2 separate regions of the Mus musculus genome follow, and region 1 is linked to region 2. A link is a loop called in an ENCODE intact Hi-C map of the cell type or tissue named here. Cell type or tissue: left cerebral cortex. All regions are shown on one strand. Links, peaks and the distances in the headings refer to the core of each region. The heading gives the core; the rest is flanking DNA.

What was found. A loop is a pair of places that touch in the nucleus more often than their neighbours do. Peaks named below come from ENCODE experiments on the same cell type or tissue, not always from the same donor. Only the 100,000 strongest peaks of a DNase experiment are listed, where the experiment ranks them.
Region 1: it touches region 2 in a loop (2.0-fold over the local background); 12 of 42 quality-filtered maps call a loop at or near these places.

Annotation. Positions count from the first base shown.
Region 1 is chr12:117,840,416-117,845,838 of GRCm38, forward strand. Cdca7l (cell division cycle associated 7 like) reads left to right here and starts at 3,446. Exons shown (of 10, transcript NM_146040.1): 1 at 3,446-3,542. The coding sequence starts at 3,519. In left cerebral cortex, for the core only: no CTCF peak of the experiment used is centred there; DNase peaks (open chromatin) are centred at 3,246 and 3,395; H3K4me3 peaks cover 1,133 bases.
Region 2 is chr12:117,782,409-117,787,831 of GRCm38, forward strand. No RefSeq gene overlaps it. Among named protein-coding and RNA genes, the nearest start is that of Cdca7l, 59 kb to the right of the region's middle. In left cerebral cortex, for the core only: no CTCF peak of the experiment used is centred there; no DNase peak of the experiment used is centred there.

The sequences.
Region 1 (5,423 bases), core at 1,943-4,442, 58 kb after region 2:
TTGACTGGGGTTACTTAAGAAGTATGGACAAGGGTTTTCCTACAGGATCCGGGGAGTCACAAAGGCAGCTACATATCTGAAGAGCCCAGCCCAGTAACGATGCATCTCTGGAGTTCCCTGTAGCTTGCAGGCAGCTCTGATGCCCAGTCTCTTCTTCCTTGAACTTATTGTTGGACCTTGGGGAAGAGTGTAAGAATCTTCTAGCTTTCTGAGCACCTTGGTCCTTGTAAGTTCCTTTAGCTTCTTGAGTCATGGAGTGTCCCACCCCATTCTAGGAGGGAGTGCTTCAGTTTGGAGAAAATGGCTACACAGTACCCAATGTATAATACTTAAATACTAAGCCTAAGGAACCTGATTCAGGATGTGGTGGGCTCCTTTTACAGAGTAAACACTGTGGACTAGGCTAGCTTCTCTAATGGTCTGGCTGGGCCCATGAATCAGACTGGCATAAGGTAGATAACAGGACAAAACCACACAAATTTATTTCATAAAAATTCAGCAGATGAGGTAAAAGATTTCCATATTGCATTGGGAATTGCCAAAGAAAGTAGAAGTCTGATAAGAAGAAGGTCCTTGGCGAGGCTAGTTAATTGAGTTCAGTGGGTACAAAGATAAGAGTTCATTGGGCTAAGCTTGCTTGGGCCAGATTTCCCTTAACTTCAGTTTCCTGTCCTTGCTAAGAACCTTGCTTTCCTTCCATGTGGAGAGGCTTACCTCACAAGGGAATAGCATCTCTCCCCCATAAGTTCAGGGAACGGGCAGCAGATTTTCTTCTTCTTCTTCTTCTTCTTCTTCTTCTTCTTCTTCTTCTTCTTCTTCTTCTTCTTCTTCTTCTCCTTCTCCTTCTCCTTCTCCTTCTCCTTCTCCTTCTCCTTCTCCTTCTCCTTCTCCTTCTCCTTCTCCTTCTCCTTCTCCTTCTTCTTCTTCTTCTTTTTTAAGATTTTGTTTATTTATTATATGTAAGTACACTGTAGTTGTCTTCAAATACACCAGAAGAGGGTGTCAGATCTCATTATGGATGGTTGTGAGCCACCATGTGGTTGCTGGGACTTGAACTCAGGACATTTGGAAGAGCAGTCTGTGCTCTTAACCGCTGCGCCATCTTACCAGTCCTGCAGCAGATCATCTTGCATCTGCTGTTTGTGAAGTACCTCTGAAGTCTTCAACATGCAGCAGAGTGGCAGGTTGACAGTGGTGGATTCTTATGCCAAGGTTCACATCTCATCCATTCAGGGAACTATAGACAGTTCTTATTCCCTTAAAGAAACATTTTTAGTGGATTCGTTTTTATTTTATGTGCCTGGATGTTTTACCTGTGTGCGTGCGCGCACACACACACACACACACACACACACACACACAAAACCTGCATGAAGTGTCAGCAGAGGCCAGATGAGGACACTGAATCCTGTGGTGGTTTGAATAAGAATGATCCCCACAGAACCAACCAAGCAGCAGAACTTGGCAGCTTGCTTATAATATATAACCCAGGCCTGCCTATGCAGGGATGGCATGGACCTGTCTCACAGACATGGTCAAAGGCTAACCTGTTGAAAGCAATTTCTTATTTGAGATTTCCTCTTCCTAGGTCTATTTACATTTGTGTCAAGCTGACAGGAAGTAACCAAGCATAGGCTGCATAATGAAGGCTTCTAAAGTGGGAAGGTCCAGTGGTCTAAATAGGTTCCCAATGATAGCTAGGTTCCAAATGCTTTGCTACTTCAAACCAATGCTCCCTTTACAATAGGGATTTGCTGTATGTAGTCTACAGTAGAAATAATAATAGAAATAACTGCAAACACAGCCCTTAGATCACAGGAAGATACAATTATCTTAGACTAAAACTAGCTTTGATTAATACATTTTTACTGTTCTTCCTGGCAACCTAAGGAAACAAAAAGAAAAACGGGAGAAAGAATGTTGGGTGTACTCTAGAAGCCTGAAAATGTTTTCTGGTTTGGTGGAACGCTGCTGTCGAGGGGTATCTGGATGAATGTTGAGAGAATTCTAGGAAATACTACATATGAAGTAGTCACAGCAATAATACACATTATCCGGGAGAAGTAAAGCATTTTTCTTTTCTTCTGTTTTGAGGTAGGGTCTCAAATTCAGAATCCTCCTGCCCCTGCCTCCACAGAACTGGGATTATAGGCAACTAAGCCAGGCCATGTGCATTTCTAAAGTTAGACACTGTTTTCTTAACTTCATTCCCCAACACTGGTAACATGTTGCTCAACTAACGAAGAAAGCAAGACACCTCTTTCCTTGACGTTTCCTCCTGAAGCCTGAGAGAACATTCTGGCAACTTCAACTATTCATTCAGCAACAACAGAAGGATGAGTACTGGATCCAAGGAGCTGAGACTGGCTGCATAAACTTCTACTCAGGCAAGCTGTTACTGTATCACCTCATGACCCCATCCTGTGCTAAACCTTTCCACTTGTCATTTTTCAGCTCCTCAGGCTTGCTTTGGGCCTCCCACTGTCTCCACTCATTAAATGCCTCAGGCTACTGACTCAAGCTCTAAGTCTTTGATGCCTCCAGCCCACTCCATGCCATTAGATTACCATTCCCCAGTCCCTCATGGCATCTAACTTGTTCCAAGTTTACATGTCCATGCACTTTCATTATTAGATTTATCATTTTTAATCAGTGGTAGGAATTAGGTTACTAATCATTTCAATTATCCATCAAATTAGTGATGGTGACATAATTATCATCATCATGAGATTTGCGTTATCACTATGGTTATTCATATTATCCTGGGGGTAATGGCTCCCAGTCCATAAAGTTCAACCTAGTAGATAGTTTTTGTTTATTCCTGAGTCAGGAGGCCTATCCCAGCATTTCCGCGGTGAGTAGGTGCTAGTGACTAGCATCTAGGCACTTACTGGGGAGCTCTGGCAAGAACGGAGGTCTTGCTTGTAGTGTGTGGTGTGCAGGGTGCTGCGTCGCCCTCTGCCCAGTGTTAGAAAACTTGGGTGATTGGCTTTTGCAGTGAATTGGGCAGCCACTTTTTCGGAGGCGCACAGACCACGCCCCTTACCAACAACAAAGCAAAGCCAGCTCCGCGGCCTCTACGCAACACTCCTGGAACTCAGGCCACGAGGACACGGAGGTTGGCGCTGCGGAGTTTGAGCGGGCCAGGTACCCGGAGCTCAGAGGCGCGTGCAGCCTCAGCTTGAGTCTCCCGCGCGAACCTGAGCGGACGGCTCCACCGCGGACCTGCGCGGTAGGGGGAAGCCCGCGCAACCAAACACGCCGGCCAATGCCGGTCGCGCGCTCCCTTTGCGCGCTCCCGCGCCGGCCTTAAGGCTTGGACCGCAGGTGGAGAGGCCCGGGTGCGGGCGCGTGGCCCGAGGCTGTGCGAGGTTGCGCGGTGCGCGCGGAGCCGCGCTGTCCCCCCCATCTGAACTCAGTGCGCTGTTCCACGGCAAACTCCGCGCGCTGCGTGCTCGGGGCCGCGCCAGCCCGGGTGGCCGCGTGCAGGGCTCAGGGAAGTGAGCCCAGCAGGGAAGATGGAGCTGGCCACGCGCTCCCAGGTGAGGGTTTCCCCCAGCCCTGGTCCCCGGCCGCTTTCTGCATGCCCCGCCCCGCCCTGTCCTGCCGGGCTGGTCCACGCGGAGGGCCGGGTGCTGGGAACTTAGGTCCTGTAGGAGTGCGCGTGGCTCCCTGCTGTACCACCCCGGGTCTGCAGGTTTGGCCCCTGCAGCCGGGGCTCAGGTGGGGATGCCTATTCTGGAGCTGCAGGCCGGGAGCTACGGGGTGCAGCGCCCCGAGACCTGGGGGAGGGGCGCGCGGGAGGGCAGCGTGCAATTTCTCCCCAACCCCCTTCCTCGCCGGAACTGGCACCAGAGGTCAGGAAGATTAAGAAAAAAGCAATTAAAAAAAAAAAAAAAAAAAAAAAAGAAAGAAAGAAATCTCGAGACTCACACTATACCAGTCTTTTATTGAGTTGCTGTAGGTTTTATTCTAGAACTTTAATAAATTTACTACTTGGCAAATGGTAAGTAACATCTTTAGGCCAAGTTAACAAACAACTTCAAGATTGCAAATCTTAAGCGAAGGGCAAATCCATTATGCATTATGGGTCTAATTTAAGTTTTGAAACTTCACTAACACTTGAGAATAAGTCTTCCAAAGGGTCATTGCGTGCCAGGATTGTGATTTCTGTTAGTTTACAGTCTCAAGGTTTTTCTCTACTTAAAATTATCACTCTGTTAAAAAAACGACAACCACAAGACACCTAAACAGACACACACTTTTTAATATAGTGATAAGCAAATCATTTTTAAAAATGAACTAAGAAAAACTTTGAAAAGAGAAGGAATGGCCAGCCCCCTGCTCGTGGGGTGCGGGATATTTTACATGAATGTAGCCTTTCTTGAACTGCGTTTACCCCTGTAGTCTACCTGTAGACTCTGAGCCTGGTGGAACAGCGCCCAAGCTTTACCAGACCTGGCCTGCCCAGGTCTGGCACTTACCTTTGTGCTGGCAAATTAGAGAACTAGCTAGCTGGCTAGATACCAGTGGCCACTTTGTCCAGTTAGTGACCGCTGAGAATGTCCTGAAAGTGGAGGTTTGTGAGAAAGTATTTTAAAAGGTTTCACCAGTGAAGGGAGAAAAGAAAAACTGTACTGAGCTAGACTCAGGCTTTAGGGTTTTTGTTGTTGTTTTTGTTTTGCTTTTGCACGTGGCTAGCCTGAGCTTCTCCAGGAAGTAACAAAACACCTTTGGAAAGGGAAAGTGAAATTGCTTTGTTTTTTCAGGACAGTCTCATTCATCACAGAGTGGTCTCCACTTTCTGTAGAGCAGATTATAGATCTTGCCTCCACTTCTAGATTCAGGATTCTTTCCCTGCTTGGATGCCTGGTGTATGATGTGCTGGGGGTGAACCCTGGGCCTCCTGCATGTTAGGCAAAATCTGCAAACTGGGCTGCAGCTCCAGCCTGGTGGAAAGAGACAGGAGCTTTCGTAGTTCCTCAGAAAATGTAACTCACTGTATCATTTCCAAAACCTGTCACTTTACTGGAAAGCTCTTTGCAACTAGGATCCCTGTATTCAGGGCATTTGAAAATTCAGGATGTATTAAACTGTGCAGCTAGACCGGAACATTTTATTGTTACACTGTGAAGCTTTAATAAACTATTTACTGGGGGGGGGAGGGGGCAATCTACAAATTACATCCTACCCATTATACACCAATTAGGGCAGATTACTATGTATAAGATGATCATACACACACCTATAAAGATCTCTTAATTGGTAGCACAAATTAAGATGAATTTTTTTTTCTGTTTGTAAGCTCCTCATAGTTTAAAAGTGAGCACAGTCATCTTCATTGACATGGTCTGTGAGTGGTTCTGTGGGGTGGCAGGTGAGTGCAGATGAGAAGACCGTTGAACCGAGAGATGCTAAATTTT
Region 2 (5,423 bases), core at 1,638-4,137:
GGCGTGCGCCACCACTGCCTGGCTAATTTCCAATTCTTAAGTGTGGGCTATATTCTAAAGACCAATTCAGGCCATAATCCTTATGATCTTAATGTAGAAACCGGCTTGTCAAAGGCCACTTTCATCAGTGATAGAGAGGAGCCGAAGTCCCTACATCTAACTTTCTATTCTCCGTTACTCTGTTCAAAGAGTGTGAGTTTTAGATCTAAGACTTTGCCACTACCTGCCATCCTCAATTGTGACACAGAAGAGCTGGAGAAGAAATGAAGGAGCTAGAGAAAGTACCCAAGGAGCTAAAGGGGTCTGCAACCCTATAGGTGGAACAACAATATGAACTAACCAGTACCCCCCAGAGCTCATGTCTCTAGCTGCATATGTATCAGAAGATGGCCTAGTTGGCCATCATTGGGAAGAGAGGCCCCTTGGTCTTGCAAACTTTATATGCCCCAGTACAGGGGAATGCCAGGGCTAAGAAGTGGGAGTGGGTGGGTAGGGGAGCAGGGTGGGGGGGGGGAGGGTATAGGGGACTTTCCGGATAGCATTTGAAATGTAAATGAAGAAAATATCTAATAAAAAATTGAAAAAAAAAGAAGAGCTGGAGAAGAGATAGAACTACCACAACTCAATTTGCTCTGCCAACCTAACACCCCGGTGTATTTATTTTGAAGAGCATTGGCAAATCTGTTTCAAGAACGTTTGCTGCCAGAGCCTTTGGGGTTGTATGGTTCTGAGGGTCTCTTGCATTCTTCTAAATGAAAACCATTACAACCCATAGGTCCTGAACAATTTCTCCCCCATGAACCAGAACTGAGAAATGTCTAATAATCGATGTTTCCAAGATTCTCCGCCAATAAGATCATAGCTACATTTTAAGGAGACTTGAACAGCTGTTCTCTACCTATCCACACAGCTTCATGCTGTTGAGTCGTGAATTGAATATAGTGGCTAGCCATTCGCTCAGAAAACTCACATTCGCCATATACCATGAGCCCACTACTGGTATAGATGCTTAGATTCACAGGGGAGTAAGACTTAGAATGGTCCAGCTTTTACTATGAATGCTTTTCATTTCTTGCCTGAGAATTTTAGATTAGTCCTACTAGTTCTACAAGTCACAGGCTGTTAAACAGAATCACCCTTCAGCTCACAAGTGAGGTTTTCATACATGGGCCAAGTGGGCTTTAACATTCCTTGAATTCTGTAAGAGCCATGCACTGTCTAGGAGACAGACTCCTGGCCCACTTCTGGCTTTGCATATCCTCAGCTTTGCTCCTGCCTGGCCCCTGACAGTATTTTGAATGTGTGGTTCTTCATGCTCCACTGGTCTCTTGTGTCCGACTGGAATTGCTGCTCTAATGTCTTTCTGTAGCTTAAAGTGCTCAGGTGCTCTGAGCATATTCTGAGCTGTTTGGATGATCATGAAGAATTAACTCCCAAGAATCTTCACATGTGAAAGTTTTGAAGCCAAAAGGCCAGCAACTGGCTTAGTAATTGTTAAGGTGATTTTTAAAATGTCGGCTTTATAGGCAGCGAGTAAGGCAAATGCCTTTTGTTCACATGGACACAGCCATGCCATGGGCTCAGCCCCACATGAATGACAAGTTTTCCTTGGGTGAGTGAGCCTCTTAGGGATGGCAAAGCCTTCCTTAGGTCTGAGTGTGATGTTGGCAGTGTGTGTAGAAAACACCCACCATAGCTTTCTCCTCCCTTTAAGCCGGAGGTTTACGGCCTAAAGACTATTCCACTACAGAGGCAGCCCTTACTGAGATCAGCTAACCCTGGCTTCTTGTTCAGCTGTACCATAAACCCTGCTTCTTGGCTATCTGTACGCAACAACCCATCTCCCCACACGACTGTACCTAATAGACAAACTGTGCTTCTGGGGTACTGAGACTTCTCTGAGAGCCCAGACCACCTGATCTCAGCCTCTCTGTCTGTCTGTCTGTCTGTCTGTCTCTCTCTCTCTCTCTCTCTCTCTCTCTCTCTGTGTGTGTGTGTGTGTGTGTGTGTGTGTGTGTGTGTGTGTGTGATTTCTTCACTCCCTTGCCATTCCTAGGCAGGGTTCCAATACCAAGTTTCCAATACCCAAGCTGTGTGAGGACCCGACATTGATTCATGGAAAAATCAAGCCAATTCGTTGGTGTTAGTAAAATTGTGGCTTCAGGGGAAATGAGATCTTGCATTTATTTTGGATGGAGAGCCTTGTCTCTTGTTCCTTTCCTGTGTGGCCTATTGTACTGTCTGAGCTCCCATGCTCCTGTTCTTCTGAAGAGAAGACCCTGCCCCTCTACTTTTTAAGCCCTCCCTGTTTGTTTAGTCCCACCCATCTCTCAGTTTCCATCTCACGAATTAAAGCAGTTCATCACTTTCTTGTTAATCTCTCTCTCTCTCTCTCTCTCTCTCTCTGAATCCATCAAAACCATAGTCAATGCCATTCATCCATTTATTAAACATTTATTGATTTATTTATTAAACACACAGCACCCCCCCCCCGCTCCAGGCATTCCCAATTTAGCATCTAATTGCATATTGTGTTGTAGAGTTTAATGATAGCTGTGCTATAGTCATCTCTTTAGCAAAGGGGGCACCTTCTACAGCTGAGGCTACAGTTAGCCACAGGGTGCCCTGTGCAAACCTTAAAAAGTCATTCATTTAGATTACAGCGCAGACAATTTTCAGTTGTCAAATGTCCATTATAACAAGGTGAATCTTCTTATCTTCTGGATAACCTACATCGTAGGTCTAATATATGGACAGACCATCAAATCCTTGTTATAATCTCAGTTTTTTTCTAGAGTGATAATATAATATATCCCCAGTCTGAACATGTGTAAGCATTAGAAGAGACATATTCTGGGACAACAGGTGTTACTGGGACAGTTACAGGCAAACTGATGTAGTGTCTTCAACAGCAACAACAACAACAGAAGAAAGAGGAGGAGGAGAAGGAGGAGGAGGAGGAGGAGGAGGAAGAGGAGAAGGAGAAAAGAAGAAGAAGAAGAAGAAGAAGAAGAAGAAGAAGAAGAAGAAGAAGAAGAAGAAGAAGAAGAAGAAGAAGCACTTTTACACCAACCAATTAAGTCAATAGTTCTTAATCTGTGCCTCCAGGTCTCTTAGGGAGCCACATATCAGATATCCTGCATATCAGATATTTACATTACAACTCTAAACAGTAGCAAAATTACAGTTATGACGTAGCAATGAAATAATTTTATGGTTGGAGGTCACCATAACATGAGGACTGTATTAAAACGTTGCAGCATTAAAAAGGCTGAGATGGCGCACGCCTTTAATCCCAGCACTTGGGAAGCAGAGGCAGGCGGATCTCTGAGCTCCAGGCCAGCCTGGTCTACAGAGTGAGTTCCCGGACAGCCAAAGCTACACAGAGAAACCCTGTCTCGAAAAAAACAAAACAAAACAAAAACAAAAAAACAAAATAAAAAAGGCTGAGAACCACTGAATTAAGATGTCAATGCTACTTACTCTTTGACTACACAGGAGAAAGAAAAATGCACCGTGTCCCAGATGAGGTCATCGAAAAGACTGTTTAAGTGCTCACATGATTACATTCAGACTCATACCCTTAGATGGTCATTGTGTTTCTGGTTCTCCTAGCTCTTTGGTGTTAACGTGAAGACTTCCTATAGGATGTTTCCCTTACCCAATGAAAGGCTGTCACATTGTAAACCCTCCCAATTGTCATCACTAGCATTTAATATCTCAGCGCTCATAGAGGGAAGGAACTGAGCCTGCTGGAGCATGAGCCCTGGAAAGAGCTAATGTCCTTTTTCATCTTAGGAAGAGATGGTCATCCCTTGGTGGTCATTTGATAAATACTAGTTACATATGTGCCTGTGAGGCTAGGGTAGCGGACATCTTTCCACCCCGTGCAGCTGACAGAAGGGGACTAGAACTGCATAGAATCTAAAATACCAGTTCTCAACACCAATTTGATGTTCCACTTTGTGGTGTTATTAAAGATTCAGGAGGAAGGAAGGAAGGTCACCTGTTTTCCTGGACGCCTCTTTAAACTCAAAATCCAATTGGGCTTAACTCCAGAGTGCTTTGGAAAAAGTTTTATTCCCCAAAGTCTTCAAAACAAATGCTGCGATAGTTTTTCAAGAGCTTCTAATCTATTTGGGGACACCCCACAAATATTCTTGAACCCGAATCCTTTTAGACTAAGGCACTCACATAGGGCATCGTTGCACAAGGTCCCTCTGTGTTTATGCCTATGTGCATATCAAGTCTCTGTGCAAATAGATGCACACAAACACCTTTTTATCTCGATAAAGAAAGCTCGGGTCTATTCATAGGAAAATAGTTGGGTCAGGCTTTCTGGGTTTTTTGTTTGTGCGCTGCGGGGTGCCTCATAGCACCGCAGGGGCAGGCATCCAATGTCACGCCAGCCACCTACAGCATGCAGGGTGCCAGAGGCACTGATGAGTGCACTAATTAGAGGGTGTCATAGAGGAGGAGAGAAGGAAGGGACAAAAAAATCCATGAAGATGGAAAATAGAGGGGGGTGGGCTTCCCATTTTCATTTATGAGAATTCTATGCTTTTGGACTGTGTTTACTTCAGATAGTATTGTCAGGTTCCACAGTTGGTGGAGAAGAAACAAACTGGGGAAAATGGGTGGGTTATCTGCTGGGGGTTAGCCATCTGCTTGTGCAAGCAGTTTTTATCTGCTCTCATCCATACTCCAGGAGGACGATACTATTCCCTGCCAGCCACTGACGGCACACTGCATGATCAAGAACCTTCATGAAGATTATCCCCAGTATCACCAAGCTGTTCCACACCATCCGTACTGGCTGTCTTCCTGAGGGCCATGTGTAGCTTTGTTTCTCACAGACATGTCCTCTCATCATTGACCAAGTGATGGCATCATTGCCAGAGCAGTTAGATTATAATCACTCTGGACTTAGAAGGTTCCAGATCTTTTCACCCCTGGATCTCCCTCTGCCTTTTCTTCCTAACCCACATTATCATCTGTTCTTTTCCCCACTCTGTGGAAAATAAAATCAGACAGACACTTTAGAAATACCATTGCTGGAGTTCTGCTAAGACCGGTAACATCATAGCCAGCACAGGGGTTACAGGCACTGGTCCCTTAAAACCATCTCCAGATGACTTCAGACCTCAGGCTGTGTGATACCTGCTCTTACATGTAATGCCTTTTACTTACATCTCAGGACTGAAACACCCAGGGTGCAAAGTGTACAGGGACAACCACTCCTGAGCACTAGTCCTGGCCCAACAGCCATTTGACCTTCATGGAAGGTCACCTGTGTTCCCTTTCATGGACATGGGAGGTCACCTGAGTTCCCTTGCATGGAAACCATTTACGTCCTTGACTATCTCCTCCTCCGATGAGCTTAAACAGTAATTCTCTATTTTAAGGGAATAGGAGACACCCTT